Linked DNA regions of Homo sapiens: region 1 is linked to region 2. Evidence: read pairs that join two places in POLR2A ChIA-PET (ENCODE). Cell type or tissue: GM12878. All regions are shown on one strand. Links, peaks and the distances in the headings refer to the core of each region. The heading gives the core; the rest is flanking DNA.

Evidence for each region. ChIA-PET counts read pairs that join two places held together with the same protein. Peaks named below come from ENCODE experiments on the same cell type or tissue, not always from the same donor. Only the 100,000 strongest peaks of a DNase experiment are listed, where the experiment ranks them.
Region 1: POLR2A ChIA-PET joins it to region 2 with 6 read pairs; 2 of 35 experiments call an interaction of 5 or more read pairs at or near these places.

The regions. Positions count from the first base shown.
Region 1 is chr10:99,973,796-99,985,284 of GRCh38, reverse strand. All of the region lies in intron 1 of DNMBP (dynamin binding protein), which reads left to right. LOC124902490 (a long non-coding RNA gene) reads right to left here and starts at 3,513. Exons shown (of 2, transcript XR_007062266.1): 1 at 3,354-3,513; 2 at 1,178-2,212. RefSeq lists enhancers at 512-671, 1,559-1,768. In GM12878, for the core only: no CTCF peak of the experiment used is centred there; DNase peaks (open chromatin) are centred at 1,864, 2,390, 8,638 and 8,798; H3K4me3 peaks cover 2,269 bases; H3K27ac peaks cover 6,451 bases.
Region 2 is chr10:100,188,115-100,199,603 of GRCh38, reverse strand. CHUK (component of inhibitor of nuclear factor kappa B kinase complex) reads left to right here. Exons shown (of 21, transcript NM_001278.5): 17 at 5,083-5,179; 18 at 5,473-5,620; 19 at 6,173-6,306; 20 at 8,636-8,735; 21 at 9,977-11,304. The coding sequence ends at 10,006. Among named protein-coding and RNA genes, the nearest start is that of ERLIN1, 7.8 kb to the right of the region's middle. In GM12878, for the core only: no CTCF peak of the experiment used is centred there; no DNase peak of the experiment used is centred there.

The sequences.
Region 1 (11,489 bases), core at 1,297-9,296, 210 kb after region 2:
CAGTTTTTGTTGTTGTTTGTGTAAAGCTGCTCGTCCCTGGTTTTCCATGGTGCTCAAATGTTGGTACTCCTTAAAATGATCTAAAATCACCTACCCTGCTAATGATCTTAGCTATTTTTAACTCCAATTGGACAGTTTGTTTCCTCCCAATTTTTCTTCCTCAGAATCTTCAGTTTTCTAAATTCTTTTCCTGATTTTTCTTCCAAAATATCAAGAATATTTTATACCTTAAAATAGGTTGAGGCCAGGCACAGTGGCTCATGCTTGTAATCCCAGCACTTTTGAGAAGCTGAGGCTGGAGGATTGCTTGAACTCACGAGTTCAAGACCAGCCTGGGCAACATGATGAAATCCTGTCTGTACACAAAAAAGGGAAAAATTTGTAAATTCATTATCTGGGTGTGGGGGCACATGCCTGTAGTTCCAACTACTTGTGAGGCTAAGGTGGGAGAATCACTTTAGCCTGGGAGGTCAAGGCTGCAGTGAGCCGTGATCATCACTGCACTCTAGCCTGGGCAACAGAGTGAGACCCTGTGTCAAAAAAAATAGGTTGAAAGGTAGAGAAATTCCTCATGTCTTTTTAAATCTTCTGTAGCAGAAACACAAGTTTGTGCTTGAAACAGATAAGAAAAAGAAACAAGATGCCTGCCTTGCAGATCTCACTAACATTTGTCCTCACAACTTGGAACACTGGGTTAATAAATTTTCTTAGTGTCTTCTGGAAACTGTCTTAAAAACTGCGTGTTTTTACACGTTTATTGTGTTCTTTGTTATCTATAGCCACACCCTAAAGTTTCACTTTATAGTTTCACTTAATCTGCACGTCTGTAACTGCTGTCATGTGTATTACATCTGCAACATAGTGGAGCTGTTAATTTTAATATGTTGCTCAGCTACTTAGCTCTGACATGTCCAGTTTATTTAGTTATGAGTCAGTGGTTCTTAAATTTCCACCCATAATTGAGATTCATGCATTATTTAAGAAATGTGAGTCTGAGAGGATACTTAGGAACTCCTAGGTTAACCCATTTGAAAATATTTCTTGAATGTAAATTTCCTCAAACTTTGTAGGTCCTGAAATATTAATCTTGGGACCTCCCTCCACCAGTGCAGTTTCATTAAAAAGACAAAACTGATGTGGAGATATAGAAGTAATTTTTTAAAAAAAGAGCTAAAAATGGAAGGAAAACAGCAGTTTAATATGGGTGGCGTAGACGCTGTAAATTAGTTAAAACTACTGTACTGTGAGAGTCAATCCTGAAGCTTTCTTATTTTAAATTCTGTCTTTCGTAAAACAAAAAAAATTTATAGAAGTGTTCGGGTGGTTTAGATAAGGGTTGCTCAGTTTAAATCCTGAGAAGGACTGAGGCGGCCTTCCACGATTGGTGGAAACTCTGACATGTATCCTGTTCCATCTGGAGTTGTTGCCTTCCAACTTGGGCCAAGTTTGAAATCAGCAAAGTGTTGCAATATAAGTAGTTTCAGACGGTATAGGACAGCAGATTCCTTTACTTTCCTACCCTAGTTTCTCTGGTCAGCTCACCTAAGCCAGCGCAGGGTTTTCATTTGTTCTTCCAGTTCGACATTCTGTACCCTGTGGAACCAGAGTCCGTGTGGTGAGTCAGTGCTGCGGTCCTGGGGGCACGCAGGGTAGGAGGCCGCTGTTGAAGAGCAGATGGCCCAGGCCGTGCTTCTCAGCCATGTGGGGATGCTGCGGCCAAGAGGGGTCCTGCTTTTCCCTCATCTGTTGCTAGTTATCTGAAGAATCTCTGAGGAACCTGGCTGTGACTGCTGACCTTCTGTCCAGAGTGAACTCCAGCGACATAAACCATAGGAGGAAGTGCTGTTTTCCTAGCTTCTCTCATTTCCTTCCTTCCTGAAGCAGATTTAGACTTCATTTTCTGACACCTCTCGTCCTTTCATGCGAAGGGAAAAAATTACTCATTTAGCCTTCGTGTTGTCTTGTATGAGCTCTTGTATTGTCAAGGACAAGAGAAATGTGCAGTTGCTTTTAAGGTTAGATATTCCTTCTCATTGCTGGGACCTGAGATTTTTTAAATGGATTCTCGTTCCCAAAAGGTAATGTTTTCTGGAAAGCAGTTCCAAAACATAAGGATGCTCATGGAAGCATATTCTTTTGAAGGAACCTCCGCTGGACTGCCCCTACAGAAAGGGAATCTCTTTCCCAGCTCTTCCCAGGTAGGCAGTCTCTCCTGGTAGAGTAAGCAAGAAAGGAGAGACAGCTGTTTTTTGTCTTTCAGTTAAGGAAACCCCTTCAGAAGTTTTGTTCTGGGACCCCAGAATTTGAATTTTTTTTTTTTTGGCAGGGTCTCGCTCTGTTGCACAGGCTGGAGTGCAGTAGTGCGATCAGCTTGCTGCAACCTCCACTTCCCAGGTTCAAGCAATGCCACCTCAGAGCTGCTCCCCCATACCCCCGCCCTGAGTAGCTGGAACCACAGGTGTTCACCACCACGTCCAGCTAATTTTTATATTTTTGTAGAGACAGGGTTTTGCCATGTTGCCCAGTCTGGACTCGAACTCCTGGGCCCAAGGGATCTGCCTGTCTTGGCCTCCCAAAGTGCTGGGATTACAGGCGTGAGCCACCGTGCCCAGCCTCACCAGTGCTTTTTGAAAGAATATACTGACTAATTTAGGGGAGTACAGGGAACCCAGGCATTAATATTTTTCTAAATTTTTTTTAAACCTTCAAAATGTATGTCTCCAGTGCTTACCTCTCACCTGGATTTAGAATGGTGGATTTAGGGAACTATTTTTATAGTTTTCCATATACTTTGCTCAATTCTTTATTTTATTTTATTATTTATTTATTTATTTATTTTTTGAGACAGGGTCTCGCTCTGTTGCCCAGGCTGGATTGCAGTAGCACGATCTAGGCTCACTGCAGCCTCCACTTCCTGGGCTCAAGTTATCCTCCCACCTCAGCCTCCCCAGTAGCTGGGACTACAGGCGTGCACTACCACGCCCAGCTAATTTTTGTGTTTTTATAGAGACAGGATTTCACCATGTTGCCCAGGCTGGTCTCGAGCTCCTGGGCTCAAGCAATCCACCCTCCTCTGCCTCCCAAAGTGCTGGGATTATAGGTGTGAGCCACTGCGCCTAGCCATCCCCATTCTTTTCATGTGTTGTTCTCATAAATCCAAGTCATCCTTTTGGGCGTGTATCACTCAGGGGCCCAGCAGAAAACAGAAGGCACACTCAAATTGGGTAATTGGAAGAGGTCCAACTTAAAGCAGAATGGAGAAGTTTAGGGAAAATAACAAAGGATTGTACCATATGTCACGGCTAGCTGGAGAGCCACCCTGCTCCTGAAGAGGTGGGGGATGGAATGGTTACCTGATGCAAGAGAAAGCTGTTTTGAGGAGGTCTTCATATGGTAGCTGTGGTGTTTAATAGAGCAACGCAGCCAACTCACAACCCAGCAGGGAGAGAGCCAGGGGAGTAAATATCACAATCTCACTGTCCCTCTGCCTTCAGACCTCCTGCCAGTGCCATCCATTGGCTGAACCCAACTGAAAGCCAGAGATGGGGGAGGCCTTGTTCAGTTCTGGTGGGCCAGCCTCCGGGAACACAGGGTAGGCTGGGGCAGACCTGAAAGGGCAGATTTTCGGTATCCTCAATCTGTGCCAAGTTCAGACTTTGATTCCAAAGGCCACATTAGAAATTACTTATTAAACTGTTTGATATCGGTGTCTATCAGGGTAAAAGTTTATAGTTTGTGATCTCAGGAGATTTTTTAATGAAGTATGTCCAGACTTGAAGATATGTTGCTTAATAAAAATTACTGGCCAGGCACAGTGGCTCATACCTGTAATCCCAGCTCTTTGAGAGGCCAAGGCGGGCAGATCACTTGAGGCCAGGAGTTTGAGACAAGCCTGGCCAACAAGGTGAAACCCCATCTCTACTAGAAATACAAAAATTAGCTGGGTGTGGTGGTGCATACCTGTAATCCCAGCTACTCAGGAGGCTGAGGCACGAGAGTTACTTGAGCCCAGGAGGTGAAGGTTGCAGTGAGCTGAGATTGAGCCACTGCACTCCAGTCTGGGCAACAGAGCTAGACTCCGTCTCAAAAAATAAAATAAACATTACTGAGTCCTCCAGGCCTTCTTTCACATTCACGTTTTATGACATACCTTAAAATTTTTTTTTATTGTGGTAAGTGTACATAACATAAAATTTACCATTTTAACCATTTTTAAGTTTACAGTTTTGTGGCATTAAGTAATTCACATTGCTTTTCAACCATTACTACCATTCATCTCCAGAACTTTTTTTATCTTCCTAAACTGAAATGCTGTACCCATTACATACTAACTCCCTATCTCCTCTTCTCGCCCCTACCCCCTGGCAACCACCATTCAGCTTTTAATCTCTTATGAATTTGACCCCTCTGTGTACCTCATTCATGCAGTATTTGTCCTTTTGTGTCTGGCAGATTTCACTTAGCTTAATATCTTTTTTTTTAAGACAGGGTCTCACTCTGTGGCTCAGGCTGGAATGAGTGGCACAAACACTGTTCATGGCAGCCTCAATCTCCTGGGCTCAAGCAACCCTCCCACCTCAGCTTCCTGAATAGCTGAGACTATAGGCACCTGCCACTGCGCCCAGCTATTTTTTTTTTTTTAATTCTAATTTTTTGTAGAGTTGGGTTCTCACTATGTTGCCCTTCTGGGCTCAAGTGATCCTCTCCTCTTGGTCTCCCAGAGTGCTAAGATTACAGGCATTAGCCACTGAGGCCAGCCTTAGCTTAATGTCTTCAAGGTTCATCTGTGTTGTAGCACTTTACAGTGATACATATTGTAACTTTTTTTTTTTTTTTTTGAGACGGAGTCTTACTCTGTTGCCCAGGCTGGAGTGCAGTGGCCCAATCTTGGCTCACTGCAACCTCTGCCTTCTGGGTTCAAACGATTCTCCTGCCTCAGCCTCTTGAGTAGCTGGGATTGTAGGCATGCATCACCACACTTGGCTAATTTTTTTGTATTTTTAGTAGAGATAGGGTTTCGCCACGTTGGCCAGGCTTGTCTTGAACTCCTGACCTCGGATGATCCGCCTGCCTCAGCCTCCCAAAGTGCTGAGATTACAGGCCTGAGCCACCGCACCCAGCTCTACATTGTAAATTTTATTTCTGAATATGTTTTCTCTGATACATTTACTCTCATGGCTTTTAACTTTTACATGTCCAGTCCAATGTCTCACAAATCTGCAAGATGGTTGATATAAGAGCAAGGGCTGCAGGACTTAAGACATGGCAAATGAGTGGACCTGAGCAGGAGAGGTGGCATCATTTGGGGGAAGTACTCCAGGTGTGGAAAGTGTTTAAATATGTGGGACTGACCATGGAGGAAATAAACAGCAGTAAACCAAAAAACAAGTTCTGAGCGGACAGTGCCTTATGGGAGCTGAGACATTTCGTTTGGATGGGACTGCCCTGAATATTATTTATGAATGACAAGTGGAGTGGGACAAGGTTACACAAATCTGAAGTGGGGCCTGAAAACGGCGTGCTGTGGCCAGACAAGTTTAGAAATGCCAGATTGAAAAGGATTCTTGCCAAATTGTTTCAGTCTTTAATATGCTAATTTTAAAATGCTCCTCTAAGAAGGAAATATGGTTTATAGCCTTCCTGGAGTTTATCATGATCATGGAGCTCTTGTGTCTTGGAGCACAAAGATTAGCGTCCTCAGAACATGTTTTGGGAATTGGTGGGGACTAAACTAAGCTTCTTGGGTGCAGGGACTATAACTTATCTCCCACACAACACCAGGAAGGTTCCTGGACACATCATTGGAGCAAAGCTGGATTAATAGGTAACTGCCAAAGGCTTTAGTCCATAGAAAGTATTAAAATATCCTTGAGGCACAAAAAAAGTCACTGCAGATTTGAGTCCTTCCCCGACCCCCACATTGAATGGGTAAGACTGAGTGAGTGTCTCCTTTTGAGATTAGTGCTCGGGCTTTATTTTTTTCCCAGTTGGGTAGATACTTGGTGATAGGAGTTGAATTGCTTAGGACAATAGAGGAGACTCTAAACGCTACTGTCCGCCACCAACAGGATTAGAGAATAAATACCTAGAATGTTGGGTGAAGGGTCATCAAATGATTAGCTTACCCAGTCAAGCCAGATTTTTAGTTTGCATAGGGCTTTGGTTGATGCCATTTGGCTTGATAAATATTCATTGAATGTATGAATTATAGAAAATAGGAGGACCTGTAAATTCTCATCCAACTGTGTTATATATATAAATTGACATTTTAGAAAGATTAATCAGATTTACTGCCATTTTAGTGGGGAAAACAGAACTGCAATTCTGTTAAAATCCAGAATTTGTAATTCCTTGGCCAGTAGGGAGAGGAAAAAGGTACTTTAAAAAAACAAAAATAAAAAAAAACTGCTGGCCAGGCGTGGTGGCTCACGCCTGTAATCCCAGCAATTTGGGAGGCCGAGGAGGGCAGAGCACCTGAGTTGAGGAGTTCAAGACCACCAGCCTGGGCAACATGGCAAAACCTCACCTCTGTAAATAAATTAGCCAGGTGTGGTGGTACACACCTGTGATCGCAGATATTCAGGAGGCTGAGGTGGGATGATCACCTGAGTCTGGGAGGCAGAGGTTAGAGTAAGCCAAGATCACGCCACTGCACTGTAGCCTAGGTGACAGAGACCCTGTCTCAAAAAAGAAAACAACAACAACAAAAACCGTAAACAAATATTGGACTCTAGTTAAGATATATATGTCAGAGTTTGGTGGGAAATGTTTATGATTTATTTTGAAGTGCATCAAAATAAAAAATATATATATTTGAAATGCATCCAAAAAATAACACAAATTGATAAACGAATAAAGGGATAGATAATATGTGATAAAGTAACTGCAGTAAGATGTTAATGCTAGAATCTAGGTGGTGGGTGTAAAATTCTTTCAACCTCACTGTTTGAAAATTTTCATAGTTAAATGTTGGAGAAACAGAAAAATGGAAGTCTAGAGGATGTTGAAGGAAGAACCAATGAAGTTTAAGAAAAGTGATGTTTGCCATAAAAAGAACGTGGGCATGGGAATCAAACAGGCCTGAATTCGGGTTCTGGTTTAGCTATTTGTCAGCTAAAGAGATTGAGTAAATTGCTCAGTGGTGGTGCTGGGATTGGAATGCAGGCACCCTGGCTTTGGAGACTTGCTGTCTACCTTGCGGAGTCGTGAGGATTTAAGCTCCTAGATCAGTGTCTGACACTTGGTAGATAATCATACAATAGCTGTTGTTCTTAGTGTACCGTCTGCCATAGAGGATGAAGAAGTCCAAGACATTAATGCTTGACCTGGAAGATTTCTATGACATTGCTATGGCACTGTTGCCAGTGCCATACATAGATAGACAAGCTGGAAGGTAAAACTATTTTTGGGGAAGAGATGGTTAATTTAGTTTTAGGTAAGTAAAACTTGAGATTTTGATATGAATAGTTTCATATATTGTGACAGGTTGGATTATTGGAAAAAAATTTTTAAAAGATAAGAATAAAAAAAGAGTTTCATATATTTTCCCAAACTTCAACAAATCGTTTGTTCATCAAAAATCTGAAAATATTTTATGTGCCAGGCACTGCTGTAGACCAGTGAATGAAATAAATCTCTTCCTTCACAGAGTTTACATTCTAAAAGGGTTTGAAGAATTTTCTTTCCAAATATATCTATATTTCAAATGCAGAATGACTCCCTAAAGGTGGAAAGATAGGCGTTCACCAGCAAGGGAAGAAGATGGTGTTTTCATAGCAAATTTTTCTGCTGTCCCTGAAATCATGCCATATAAGCAGTAATTTCCTCGGTGTTCTCTCAAGCCCATCTGTGTTCTGATTTCCTCTGCAGTTCTTTTTACTTCTATCTGGAGTTGGTGGAACAGCTTATAGAAGCCATTTATGATTGTTTCAAAATATATGCTCAGGCTTCTAAAATGGCCCTGGCATGAATAAGAGTAGCTGCTTTTCATAGGGTATACAGGGCAGAGAAGACAGATGAGATTCGTCATATTATACATACTTTTGGGTCTCACACATGAATCATGTAATTTAGCGAGGCCGTGACTTCAGTACCCTTCTAGGGTGTGTGCTCCTCAGTGATTATGCACTCATTCCAATGGAGTAGGAGGTCAGTCAGTAAAAGTATTTATTGAGCCAGATTCTCCTCTGCTTCTGAGTCATTTTCTGGTAGAGTGAAAAGGTTCTCTGGGAGAAGCTTTAACTCTTTCAGATTACAAGCATTACTCCCTTTGTGTAATGGGGTAGTTCTCTAAGTAATTATATGGGGTTTATGCTAATTCTTTACTTGATATTTTAGATAATTAGATATATCTAGTCTGATAGATGAAATCTGAGAAAATGTAGTATAAGAAGAAAAATAGTATCTAATTTGGCCGAAGGTTAAGGAATAGTTTTAATAACATAAACATCTAGATGGCTAAGAAGTTTGCAGGACATTATGTGTGGTGTTTTTTTTTTTAAGAAAATACTTAGGACACCACCCTTATGTGGAAATCTGACATCTGGCAACTTCAGTCCTCTGGAAGACAGCCAGAAAGTAAGAAAGGGGCCTCAGTGCACATGAAAATAACTGTTGAAAAACTCTACCACGAACATGTGTCCTTTCCCACCACAGTAGAGTTTGTTAGCCTCGCATTTAGAGCTTGTTTACTTTTATTTATCTAGGAACTTTACATAATTTTGGTAGTATGCGTGTGGTCTCCCCTCCATAGCAGATCATAAACAGCAATATAGCAAGGGCGTGGAAAAGTTGACAGAGGAGAGCAGAGGGTAGGCTGACGTTGAAAGAGAAAGGCCTAAAAGATAGACAGTGCTGGTATTGTGTATCACAGCTTAATACAGTAATGTGTAGTCTTAATAATGAACTTGGACCCATCAGCCAAAGAGTAAGTCATGTTCAAGGTCTTCTAATAAAGAAGTCAGGGAAGTCTGGAGTGTGTCTATTTTTAAACAATCAAAGTTAACCAGGTTTTGACATGTTGAAATGGTAAGCTCCGTAGAGTTTATATGTTTGAAATAGCACATTCTCTGATGATGCTATATCAGTGACACAAATTTGAGCTTGCAGTTGATTATGGAAATGATGCTTTGTAATAATGACTAATGTTTATTGAGCAGCTACTATACCAGCCCTGACCTAGGTGCTTTCACACTGTTAGCATACTGGTTAAGGCTTTGGAGACAGACAGATTTGGGTTCCCATTACACCTCTGACTTACTATGTGACCTTGGACAGCTATCATCTCTCTGATCCCGTGTCCCCACCTGCCAAATGGGAACCAATAACATATGATAGGGTCCTTGCGAGGACTCAGGGAAGTACATGGTAAATGCATGTACCTAGGAAGTACTCAATGAATGTTAGGCACTGTTATAACTATAATAGTCTTGATGGTTATTATGAAAGTATGATTATCTCCATTTTTCTGGATGAGGAAACTGAAGCCCAGAGAGTTTAAGTAAGATGTCCAAGGTGAAATCGCTAATAAATAGTGGAGCTGGCCTGTGGACCTGGGTCTCTCTGACTACAGAAGCCTAGTGCTTTACATTCATATATGCTGCCTCTGCAGCATGTAATTATAATTAGATTTTTTTTGGTAATACTTAGAGAAAATGTGTTAGTAGCATCTGTGGGAAATACCCACTTACCACTTCTCTTTTCCACTGTGGACTCAAGTCGTCTTATTATAGACAAAAAGTCTATAATAAGTAACACAAAGATAACCTACTTTTGCTTGACAGTACAAATTAAATAGGTAATGTTTGTGTAGCATGATTTATTAACATCTTCTAGGTACTCCATATTAATATACTAAATGATTTATTATATGCCTAATATGTTTATCCACATCAGTGTTTTCTTGGATATAATTTTTTTTTTTTTTGAGACATAGTTTTGCTCTTGTTGCCCAGGCTGGAGTGCAATGGTGCGATTTTGGCTCACTGCAACTCCGCCTCCTGGGTTGAAGTGATTCTCCTGCCTCAGCCTCCTGAGTAGCTGGGATTACAGGCATGCACCACCACGCCTGGCTAATTTTGTAATTTTAATAGAGACGGGGTTTCTCCATGTTGGTCAGGCTGGTCTCGAGCTCCCTGACCTCAGGTGATCCACCCGCCTCAGCCTCCCAAAGTGCTGGGATTACAGGCATGAGCCACCGTGCCTGGCTGGATTATAAATTAACAGAGGTCAGGTATGGTGGCTTCTCCCTGTAACCCCCTGGCACTTTGGGAGGCCAAGGTGGGTGGCCCAGGAGTTTGAGACCAGCCTGGGCAACATAGTAAAACCCTGTCTCTACAAAAAGGTACAAAAAAAATTAGCTGGGCATGGTTATGCATACCTGTAGCCATATGTACCCAGGAGGCTGAGGTGGGAAGATTGCTTGAGCCCTGGATATCGAGGCTACGGTGAGCCACTGCTCTCCAGCCTGGGCCTCAGAATAGGACCCTGTCTCATAAATAAATAAAATTAACAGAGCTACCACTACCTTTTCTTTTTTTGTAATTAGGCACTTCATGCTTTTTGATGTGATGATGGTTGTATGTGAGATGGAAGGTAGAGTCCTCATTCATCTCTACCAAGACCAAATAAGTACTTGAGATGGTTGAAAATAGACTTGTACTTGGGAGGCTGAGGCAGGAGGATCACTTGAGCCCAGGAGTTCAAGGCTGCAGTGAGCTATTTTTGCACTCCAGCCTGGGCAACAGAGCAAGACCCCATCTCTAAAAAGAAAAGAAAAGAAAAACAGATTTCAGGCCTGGATACTCTGGTGATCTTCAGCTGCTCCTTTAAGAGACCTAGGGAGAAATGTAGCTGTCATCAAGGCTGATTGTCTACAGAGGGATGGATGTCCACTACTTATGTCCTCTCTTTCTGCTGCTTCAATACATACGTAGGTTCCCCAGCCACATGCATCAAGGTAATGGACACATCGTCTTATTACAGCACAGACACCGTAACAGTACAAGGATACTCCCCGGGGTTGGGCCACTGACTTCTGTGAACCAAAAACATATACTTGATCTGGCATAGGATGCTAAATCTTGTCTGGAGGTGCCATCTACATAGTCCTTTCTTCCTTTCTTACAGATTTTTACTTTTCTAACTTTTTTTTTTATAAAATAGAGGTGAAGTCGTGCTGTGTTGCCCACGTTGGTCTTGAACTCCTGACTGCAATTGATCCTCTAGCCTTAGTCTCCCGAAGTGCTAGGATTATAGGCATGAGCCATTCAATAGATTTTCCCTTTCCTTTTCCTTTTTCCTTTTCTGAGTCTCACTCCGTCACCCAGGCTGGAATGCAATGAATGGCATGATCTCGGCTCACTGCAACCTCGGCCTCCCAGGTTCAAGTGATTCTCCTGCCTCAGCCTCCCAAGTAGCTGGGATTACAGGCACCCGCCACTGTGCCTGACTGATTTTTGTGTTTTTAGTAGAGACGGGGTTTCACCATG
Region 2 (11,489 bases), core at 1,545-9,544:
TGTAATCCCAGCACTTTGGGAGGCCAAGGTGGGTGGATCACCTGAGGTCAGGAGTTCAAAACCAGCTTGGCCAACATGGTGAAACCCCATCTCTACTAAAAATAGAAAAGTTAGCTGGGCATGTTGGCATGTGCCTGTAATCCCAGCTACTTGGGAGGATGAGGCAGGAGAATCGCTTGAACCTGGGAAGAGGAGGTTGCAGTGAGCCAAGATCACACCACTGCACTCCAGCCTGGGTGACAGAGCGAGATTCTGTCTCAAAACAAAACAAAAAAATATTATAGAGGTTGGAAAGAATTTGAGGCAGTGGGTTCAGGTATGGAATGGTTAGAGGGAAGGCCTGTGCTGTTCTAGGCCAAAGCAGATTGCTTTGAAAATAATGCCTTCATCTGCACTGGTCACTGATGACTTGTTTTGTTGGCAAAATAATTCCAGTTGAACATCTGCTAAATACTGAGCAAGGTCTGCTGGAAAGAGTACTGGATGGGGAATCAGAGGCTTGAATTCTAGATTGAGTAATTTACTGACCGTTACCTCAGGCAAATCTGCGTTTCCCATTTCCTTCTTCTGCAAAATGGGGTTGAAACCTAGCTTTCCTACTCAGTGAGTATATTGTGACAGTGTATTTAAGAGGATGTTTGTGAAAATGCTTTGAAAACTATAAACTATTATGTACTTGCAAGATATTATCATTTAGTTAAAAATTTGTTTTGAAGGGTAACAGAAGAAATAAAGTCTGTGCCCTAATGTGCATTATACTTAAATGCATGTTAAAAAAAGATATACTTTTACACTTTAAAATTTGTAGACACATAGCAACACATGCAAATTAATATACATGTGAAATTGTATTTCATATACTATTTTCACATTTAAAAAATAACATTATCTCCTCTTATACTGCTTTTATTTTACTGAAATGTATTCAGTTTAGTCTGACCAGCAGTTCTCAAAATGTGGCATATGGACCTGTGAGAATCCTTGAAACTTTGTCAGAGAGTCTGTGAGGTTAGAACCATTTTCATAATAAGATGTTATTTGCATTTTTCACCATGTTGACATTTTCATTGATGGTGCAACATAAAATGGCTTTCACCTTAGTATGAATCAAGGCACTAGCGCCAAACTATGCTAGTAGCCGTTATATTTTTTACCACCATGCAGTCACAGTTTTTAAAAAATGACAGTTTCACTTACAAATGTCCTTGATAAAGCAGTAAAAATATTATTTTATTTAAATCTCAACGCTTGAGTATGGGTTTTTAATATTTTGTGTGATGAAATGGGAAGTACTCATAAAGTGTTTCTTCTATACAGTGAAGTATGATGGTTGTCTTAAGGAAAACCACTTCAGTAATTGTTTACGTTGCTAGTTGTCTGGCCTCTTTCAGGGAAGATACCATTTTTACTTGGAAGAGCAACTGTCAGGCAAACTATGATTATTCAGATTTGCATACGTGAGATAATTTCTAAGAAATTAAATGAAAATAAAAAGTATAGCACACTTATTACTTTAAGGGAAAAAAGCAGTATTTGTTGTCAATGATAAAATTCCATGTTTCAAGCAAAAAGAATTTTAGAAAACTTGTATTTACCAGCTGGAATGACAGCTTCTCAGTACTTAAAAACTTTTCTGATGAGATTAGTGGTGATATCAGAAAGGTTTGCAAAAATGTAAAACAGTGCAAGTGTTCTCACTCAAATTTTTTTGTTTTAGAAAATATCGTTTTTTGGTTTTTGTTTTTAGAGGTGGGCTCTTGCTATGTTGACCAGGCTGGCCTTGGACTCCCTGGGTTCAAGTGATCCTTCCACTTCAGGCTTCCAAGTATCTCAAGTAGCAGTAACCAGTGAAAGGAGGTGGCTCTCGTAGATATGAGTATACTGTGTAGACACATGTATGTATAGCACTTAGCATGTCTGAGGAAATGCAGTATGACTGGAGTGTAGAGTTTCAGGAGAGAGAAAACCTAAATATAGGAGAGAGAGAAAACGTAAATATAGGTTTTTTTGTTTGTTTTTAATAAAAACATGTTAATGGGCAATAGGTTTGTTATTTTTAAATGAATTAAGACACGAGTATTTTTAAATTTCTGTTTAATTCCTGAAAAACCCTTTGGGGTTCTCAAGAATTTTCTAGTGTAAAGGGGTCCTGAGACCAAAAAGTTTGAGAACTGCTTATCTAGACTATTCTCAGAAGCTTGGCTGCTCAGGAAAGAAGAGAGGTGGGTGAGTAGCTAAAAGTTGATGTAGAGTCAAGGGAGGTCACTTCTCAGAAGGAAGACTTAAACATGAGGTGCCACATGATGATGTTTTGGTTAACAACAAATTGTGTATACTATGGTAGTCCCATAAGATTATACTACTGTATTTTTACTATGTATTTTCTATGTTTACATGCACAAATACTTACCATTGTGTTACAGTTGCCTACAGTATTCAGTACAGTCACTTGCTGAACAGGTATGTAGCCTATTGTCAAAAGGCTATACCATACAGCTTAAGTGTATAGCAGGCTGTACCATCAGGGTTTGTATAAGTATTCACACAGTGACGAAAGTGCCCAATGATGCACTTCTCAGAACATATGCTCAGGGCCAAAAAAGCCTGTGGAGAGGGAGGTCCCTGAACAAGTTGAGAGATTGGCTCCAAAGAACAGTAGGAGGGATTAGCCTTGATACTATTGATATTGGAAAGAGAATGAGTGTGGATACAGATACTTTTTTGGGAGTAGAGGTTGGAAGATCAGGGTCTTACTGCCTTATGGCCTCTTATCCTGCAGTGGTAAGTGAGGTTAACTGAAATGGAAGAGGTGACGACCTCATAGATTTGAATAGAGTGCTAAAGACTTCTAAAAGCCACTGTGTGCAGTGGAAGATGTTGTTGACCCAAAACATTCATTAAGAATCCAGGCCAGGTGGCTCATACCTGTGATACTAGCGCTTTGGGAGGCTGAGACAGGAGGATCGTTTGAGGCCAACAGTTTGAGACCAGTCTGGGCAACATAGTGAGACCCTGTCTCTACAAAAAAATAAATCAATAAAATTTTTAAAAAGCTGGGTGTGGTAGTGTATGCCTGTAGTCCCAGCTACTCAGGAGGCTGAAGTAGCAGGATCGCTTGAGGCCCAGGAGGTCGAGGCTGCAGTGAGCCAAGATTACACTACTGCACTTCAGCCTGGGTTGACAGAGCAAGACTTTCTTAAAAAAAAAAAAAAAAAAAACCCAGAGCAGAAATGAAAAACCTGTGAATTAGCAGTGACAAATAGTGAACAGTAATATTAATTTTTTGTTGATAATTTAGTAGCTTGGATACAGGAACTGATAGAGCAGATGGTTGGATTAATCCAAGGTTAGGATTTTGCTGATGGAATAAGAGGATAAAAAGGTTGAAGATGTTAACAAATAGTGATTTAAGTGATAGAAGTTGTAGCTAGAGTAAAATATTAAAATCTAAGATTTCAAATAGAGCAAGTCCAATTCTTTTTCTTTAATCAATATTTCTGGGCCAGGCGTCGTGGCACATGCCTGTAATCCCAGCCACTTTGGAGGCTGAGGCAGGAGAATTGCTTGAACCAGGGAGGCAGAGGTTGCAGTGAACCAAGACTGTGCCACTGCACTCTAGCCTGGGTGACAGAGCTAGACTCCATTTCAAAAAAAAAATTCTGACTCCCAGTTTTCTGGCTAATGAATCAGATACCACAGATACACAGTGATAGCATTTGTTTAGGTTATATTTTTTAAAACTTTGAGGCAGCCCTGTCAACATACCATGAAGCTCAGAAATAAACTGCTACCCAGGTAGCTTCTTTGAGTGTCACCTTGAGTGACAAACTGTAACAAGATTGTGTCTGTCATTGGGGCCTATTATATAATCACACTTGATTTGTGGCCTCTATTGTCTTTTCTAGCTTAGAGTTGACTTGAATCTCTTGTTCATCTGAAATGGTTAAAACCAGCTTTCTTCATTATCCTGGAGAAGGCTAAAGTTCTGAGGGCTTTCACTGTCTTAAGGAGCTAGTTATATGAGAAAGCTCTTGGCTTGGTCCATGGTATTTAGGAAGGAATGCTGTTTGGAGAAGAACCTTTTTGGAGCCTTGCATTTGATTGTTGGTGAGGAGGAGACAACAGAGATGTGTGGGGAATAAAGTTGGGCTATGGGGGAAGTATTTGGAGTGATAGATAACAAAGGACACAACGTTTTTTAAACCTCCTTTGATGCTCATCATTTCCTTTTTGGTAAAATGGGGGTAACAAAAGTAGTCTTCTCACATGACTGCTGTGAGGATTAAATGGGAAAATTATAAGCAGAGAGTAGCAAATATTATTATTATTGCATTTAGGCTTAATTATTGTCCAAAGAATATACCAGCATGATGCATAAGCAACTTTCAACTCCTTTAGCCATTTTCTGAAATATAACAATTAATGATTTTTTTTTAAAATCGAGGTCACATTTTAAACTGTAGAACCCATTGTGACCAACAGCCATCCCATTTGAGGGTATCTGGCTGCTGCCAGTTGGCTTTAAGATGTCATACTGCCCTCAAATGGAACTTTCAGGATGTCTACAGGTCCCTTTACTAGTTGGTTTCAATGAGCTTTTTTCAAAGTTTTTCTGGGTTGTAAACAGACGGATAAACATGAAATTCCAAGCAACCTAGTTCAAGGGCCTCCTTCCTTTAGGTAATGAAAGTTTGATGAATTGTCCTACTGTTTCTAAATATGTGGTTAATCATCCAAGAAAAATTGTTCCCTTGGCCAGAGGCTGCATTTGTGTCTAGGGCTTGGGTTAGTATGGGTTAAAGATAGCCAAGACTATTGTTCTCAAGCACAGGCAACTAAGGTCTCTTACTGATAAATTTATATATACATTATACACCTGCAAACTTTATTTTTTATATATAACTAGATTTTATTTATAGGTAATCTTTATATCTTTTATCTTAACCCAATTTTTAATTTAAATGGAGATGTTTATTAATTAAAATTAGTTTCAGAGTTTCAGGGATTTTTGAGGAATTTTTTGTTTGGAGGCTGATATGTTACAGAAGAAAGGTTATATCCACTGACTGATGTCTTTTATAGATCACTCCTACAGTGACAGCACAGAGATGGTGAAAATCATTGTGCACACTGTGCAGAGTCAGGACCGTGTGCTCAAGGAGCTGTTTGGTCATTTGAGGTAGGAAAATTGCTTCATTTCCTACTGAAAAACCAGGATACGTTTATCTTGTTCCTCTCAAAGTACAAAAGCCCTCTTTGGTAAAGTATACTTACCCAGGAAGAATTCTGAAGGTACCTTGGGTAGCTTGGCCATAGCTATCTGCATTTATGTGTCCTTTTGTATGCATTACTTTGGAGATAAGTCATTAAATCTGATGCTGATTGTGGTTCATTTCCTCAGCTGGGTTTTGGGAATATGGTGTACAGTCTTGGGGCATGTGAAAGTGTCTGACACTGATTTAATCTCTCCAGCAAGTTGTTGGGCTGTAAGCAGAAGATTATTGATCTACTCCCTAAGGTGGAAGTGGCCCTCAGTAATATCAAAGAAGCTGACAATACTGTCATGTTCATGCAGGGAAAAAGGCAGAAAGAAATATGGCATCTCCTTAAAATTGCCTGTGTAAGTAATTATTAATGAATTATTTAATGTGACATTGAGTTGCTATTATTCCTTGCAAAGGGGATTTTTATCAGCATGAGGTGGGCCCTCTTGAAGACATGTATATTTTGCATTGGGATGACATCCATGTTCCTTGCTTGGTGTCCAGACTAGCAATTGAGATGCAGGACTTATTATCATCTCTCCTTTCCAATTTCTCTGTTGTTATACTCCTCTTAGCCCTTGACTACTGTGGTATTCCAACCTAACTTGGGGATAGATGTACCTGCCTAGATAATGAAATTGACCATCTATTCAACTGGGTTTTTTTTTTCTTTCTTCAACTAAAATGGTATAAGATGAGTGGATATATTTGGTTTTAGTCAATGAAGAAAGGGTCCAAGGACAGGTTACTAATGGTGTGTAAAGGTGGGAATAGTTTTGTACTGAAATACTCTGGTTGTGCATATAAGTAGTAACGGAAATGTAAGTCTTAGGAATATGATAAGAAATTGTGTGAATCAACAGAGATGCTTGCCTGTAATCTTTTGATGTTTTTTTCTTTTCCTTCAGACACAGAGTTCTGCCCGGTCCCTTGTAGGATCCAGTCTAGAAGGTGCAGTAACCCCTCAGACATCAGCATGGCTGCCCCCGACTTCAGCAGAACATGATCATTCTCTGTCATGTGTGGTAACTCCTCAAGATGGGTGGGTTTACTTTGTAACAATAGATAGCTGTGTTTTCATAGCAGTGGTATAGGAATGAGGCAGTAGTTGTTAAGGTAGTCTTCTGTGCCTTCAGACCAGGGTTGAGTCCTGACTATCCCTTTGTAATAATCTTAGGCAACTTACTTGACTTTTTTGATGTTCATATTTCCTCACCTGTAAAACAGGAATGTCTCATAGAACTGCTGTGGAAATTTGATTAGACAATGTATATAAAGTGCTTGGGAAATAAATGTTCAGCAAATGTTGCGTATTATTAGCTCAAATGTTGCTTATTATTAGCTAAGTCCAAGTTCTAAGTCCTTTCTTTTATTGGCTTATTACTTTCTTTTACTCAAACCTTACTCCTTCATTAACAGTTTATGAGAAATTATGCTATCATTTTGCATTTATCATTTTGGGGATCCTTGATTACCCTTCTAATAAATTTTTGAGATCTATTTTATAACTTTGTATTTCTAAGATTAGACTTTTTTCAGTGTTTTAAATCAGTTTTGCAAGAACTCAGATTCCAAGCCCTATATTTTATTAATTCCTACTCTTTTGCTAAAAGCTGAATGACTATCCATTTCTGTTATTTTCTCAGCTTAAGATGTGCCGTATCCAAAGCCAGTGGCTCTTTGCTAGCTTGTGTATTGTCGCTTTTCTCACAACTCATGGAGACCTCTACAGCACCAGCATTTCCTGGAAGCTCTGCCCATAATTAGTTTTGCAGAAGTGCAGCCATGTTACATCACTGCTCAGGAGGTCATGCAGTTGCACATTCTGTACTCTACTTTTATGAGAGAAAAGCACATGGCAGGAAGGCAAGCTGATATCAGGTATTTTATTTTTTTAAAGAAAGCAAGTTCCAGGGTATATATCTTGGGGTCATTATACATGTGGCCCAATGCAGTACACCTACAACTGTAGCACAGGCTATAATTAAATATATAGACTTTACAAAATACTCCAGTAATCAGAGTTGAAGGAAGTAAAATTTAATACTTTACTTACTTTTTTGCCTTTATTAAAGGCATTTAAGTTTTTTAGCGGATGTTAATGTTTACAAATGTCACCACAATACAGGTAATTTCCAATTTGAAGTGTAGTTGCTTGCAAAAGTATATCTGACAGACATTTTCAATGTATTTTCTAGAAGGAACACATTATATTTTGTTTTGAGACGGAGTCTCATTCTGTCGCCCAGGCTGGAGTGCAGTGGCACAGTCTTGGCTCATTGCAACCTCCGCCTCCCAGATTCAAGCAGTTCTCCTGCTTCAGCTTCCCGAGTAGCTGGGATTTCAGGTGCGTGCCACCATACCTGGCTAATTTTTGTATTTTAGTAAAGACGGAGTTTCACCATGTTGGCCAGGCTGGTCTCGAACTCCTGACCTCAAGTAATCCACCTGCCTCGGCCTCCAAAAGTGCTGGAATTACAGGCATGAGCCACCATGTCCAGCCAGAATACATTGTATAAGAAAATTGATTTCAATTATAATGTACCTGTGGTACTTAACTACCAAGGATTGGGAACTGTTTGACCATAATTTTTCCATCTGTTGGATAAGAGCTGAATCAGAATGTCATTCTAAGCTAATAGTGGCTATCATCCATGACCTAAAACGGACTCTTGTTAGGGGACTGAAGATTGGCAAAGGGAGAAGCTAGAGGCCATATAGAAGAGGAAAGCATGAAGGTAGAAACCACAATCAGGACTGCCTTCAAATATGAACTTCCAGGGATACTTCTTGGTTCTGGGTAGCTCCCCCACCACACTGTTTTCTTTTGCTGTCCTCAGGAATCAGCTTGCTTGTTTCGTTTCATTGCTATCATCTGTAGTTTCTAATGAGTTTTTCACTTTCTGTGATCTCTACAGAACAGATTTTACTTTTCTCTCTTCTCCCCTACATTTGTGTCTGTGAAGTATGCATGCTGGTGTTTTTACTACTTTTAAGGAAAGAGAAGTATTTAGAAACAAAAACGTATTTCATCTGTCTTTGCCACAAGGATTTTTTCCTCCCTAGTTACATTTTCACGGGAAAAACAAGTTGTACATAAGTGCATCTTACATTTCAGAGGAAAGTCAGACTGGAGTTATAGTGGACTTCTTATCATTAGTTAGGTAGAGGTAGAGGCAGCAGCCTGGTCTTAACAGGACTCTGCCTCTGTAGGGAGGGATGAGGAAACTAAAGACTACAGGAGTCAACTGCACTGGGGTACTGGGTTACAGGAAGGCTAGTGATCTTGCTAACCTAGAAGACTAGAAAGTAGAGGAAATTCATATGCCCTTTTCCTGAGTTTGAAAAGGCTTTGTTCTTTCATCTCACAGGGAGACTTCAGCACAAATGATAGAAGAAAATTTGAACTGCCTTGGCCATTTAAGCACTATTATTCATGAGGCAAATGAGGAACAGGGCAATAGTATGATGGTAAGTTTTGTGTGGATATGGGTGCCTGCTTTGGCTATGTTGGGTGCAAAAGGTTTAACTTTCCATGCTAGCCTTATCTGGCATTTGGGATGCATATGGGAAATAGAAGAACTCAAGAGGAAAGAGCATTTGGGGAATATCCTCAACCTTAAATCCTTATCTGCCGTTACTCAGGGATATACTAGGATTATGTCATCAATTATCTTCAATAATAGCATTTTTGGTCAAATTAAATGAGTGGTAAGCTTCTTCACAATGTGACCATTGAAATTGAATGGTTTGTTCTGTACCTTTTTGCTTCAGCAATCAATTTTCTCCATTAAGATGGGACTTGTACTTTAATTCAGATATGGTACCTCCCGAATAGAAAATAAATTATGTTAATATAGTTGTAATAATAAGTGTGTGTTAAGATTTGGTTACTATAAACTACTGATTTGTTAAAACTTGAGGAAATTACCATAAAATGTCTACTGAATCAATTTTTCCTGCATTTAGTCTTAATGTCAATTCTGTACATTTCCTCTTTCATTAAGAAAAATAGCAGTGGCCAGGCATGGTGGCTCACGCCTGTAATCCTAGCACTTTGGGAGGCCAAGGCAGGTGGATTGCTTGAGCCCAGGAGTTTGAGACTAGCCTGGCCAACATGGGAAACCCTGTCTTTATAAAAAATATAAAAATTGGCCAGGTGTGGTGGCACACACCTGTGGTCCCAGCTACTTGGGAGGCTGAGGCAGGAAGATCGCTTGAGTTCAAGAGTTTCAGGCTGCAGTGAGCCGTAATCCTGCCATTGCACTCCAGCCTGTGACAGAGTGAGACTTTGTCTCGGGGAAAAAAAAAAAAAAAAAGGATAATGGTGGCCAGCCATATGACATGTACCTGTAGTCCGAGTTACTAGGGAGGCTGAGGCAGAAGGATTGCATGAGCCCAGGAGTTCAAGGCTGCAGTGCATTATGATTGGACTTGTGAATAGCCACTGTACTCCAGCTTGGCAACATAGCAAGATCCTGCTCTCTTAAGAAAAAAAAAAAAAAGAAAAGAAAAGGAAAGAATAATTGTTTACTTCAAATATTTATGAAAAAAACTCTGAAATTTTTTTAAATCAGGAAATAAGGTAAATGAAATGATTTTTCAACTTTTGATTATGAAATGTCCAAACAGAAAACTTGCAAAAATGAACACCCATATACTTATAACTTATAGTCAACATCTAATTGTAACTTTTTCATGCCTGGTTTTAGAATCTTGATTGGAGTTGGTTAACAGAATGAGTTGTCACTTGTTCACTGTCCCCAAACCTATGGAAGTTGTTGCTATACATGTTGGAAATGTGTTTTTCCCCCATGAAACCATTCTTCAGACATCAGTCAATGGAAGAAATGGCTATGAACAGAAACTACATTTCTACTATGATCAGAAGAACATGATTTTACAAGTATAACAGTTTTGAGTAATTCAAGCCTCTAAACAGACAGGAATTTAGAAAAAGTCAATGTACTTGTTTGAATATTTGTTTTAATACCACAGCTATTTAGAAGCATCATCACGACACATTTGCCTTCAGTCTTGGTAAAACATTACTTATTTAACTGATTAAAAATACCTTCTATGTATTAGTGTCAACTTTTAACTTTTGGGCGTAAGACCAAATGTAGTTTTGTATACAGAGAAGAAAACCTCAAGTAATAGGCATTTTAAGTAAAAGTCTACCTGTGTTTTTTTCTAAAAAGGCTGCTCACAAGTTCTATTTCTTGAAGAATAAATTCTACCTCCTTGTGTTGCACTGAACAGGTTCTCTTCCTGGCATCATAAGGAGTTGGTGTAATCATTTTAAATTCCACTGAAAATTTAACAGTATCCCCTTCTCATCGAAGGGATTGTGTATCTGTGCTTCTAATATTAGTTGGCTTTCATAAATCATGTTGTTGTGTGTATATGTATTTAAGATGTACATTTAATAATATCAAAGAGAAGATGCCTGTTAATTTATAATGTATTTGAAAATTACATGTTTTTTCATTTGTAAAAATGAGTCATTTGTTTAAACAATCTTTCATGTCTTGTCATACAAATTTATAAAGGTCTGCACTCCTTTATCTGTAATTGTAATTCCAAAATCCAAAAAGCTCTGAAAACAAGGTTTCCATAAGCTTGGTGACAAAATTCATTTGCTTGCAATCTAATCTGAACTGACCTTGAATCTTTTTATCCCATTTAGTGTGAATATTCCTTTATTTTGCTGCTTGATGATGAGAGGGAGGGCTGCTGCCACAGACTGTGGTGAGGGCTGGTTAATGTAGTATGGTATATGCACAAAACTACTTTTCTAAAATCTAAAATTTCATAATTCTGAAACAACTTGCCCCAAGGGTTTCAGAGAAAGGACTGTGGACCTCTATCATCTGCTAAGTAATTTAGAAGATATTATTTGTCTTAAAAAATGTGAAATGCTTTTATATTCTAATAGTTTTTCACTTTGTGTATTAAATGGTTTTTAAATTACTTTCTTGATCTCTATTCATTATAAAAATCAGATTATAATAAAACAGTTGAATATGGCTTAGGAAAATATGAAGGTTCCATGAAGTGGAATTAAGAGCATAGAATAACTGTACTTTCCTTAGGAATAATAGGACTTATGGTAAAGGTAGTATTGGGCAACTTCTTTAAGAGTGTTTTCCTCTGAGATGTCCTATCACCACTATCTACATCTAAAAAACATGCTCGATTCTTGCCCTATAAACTGATGTCACA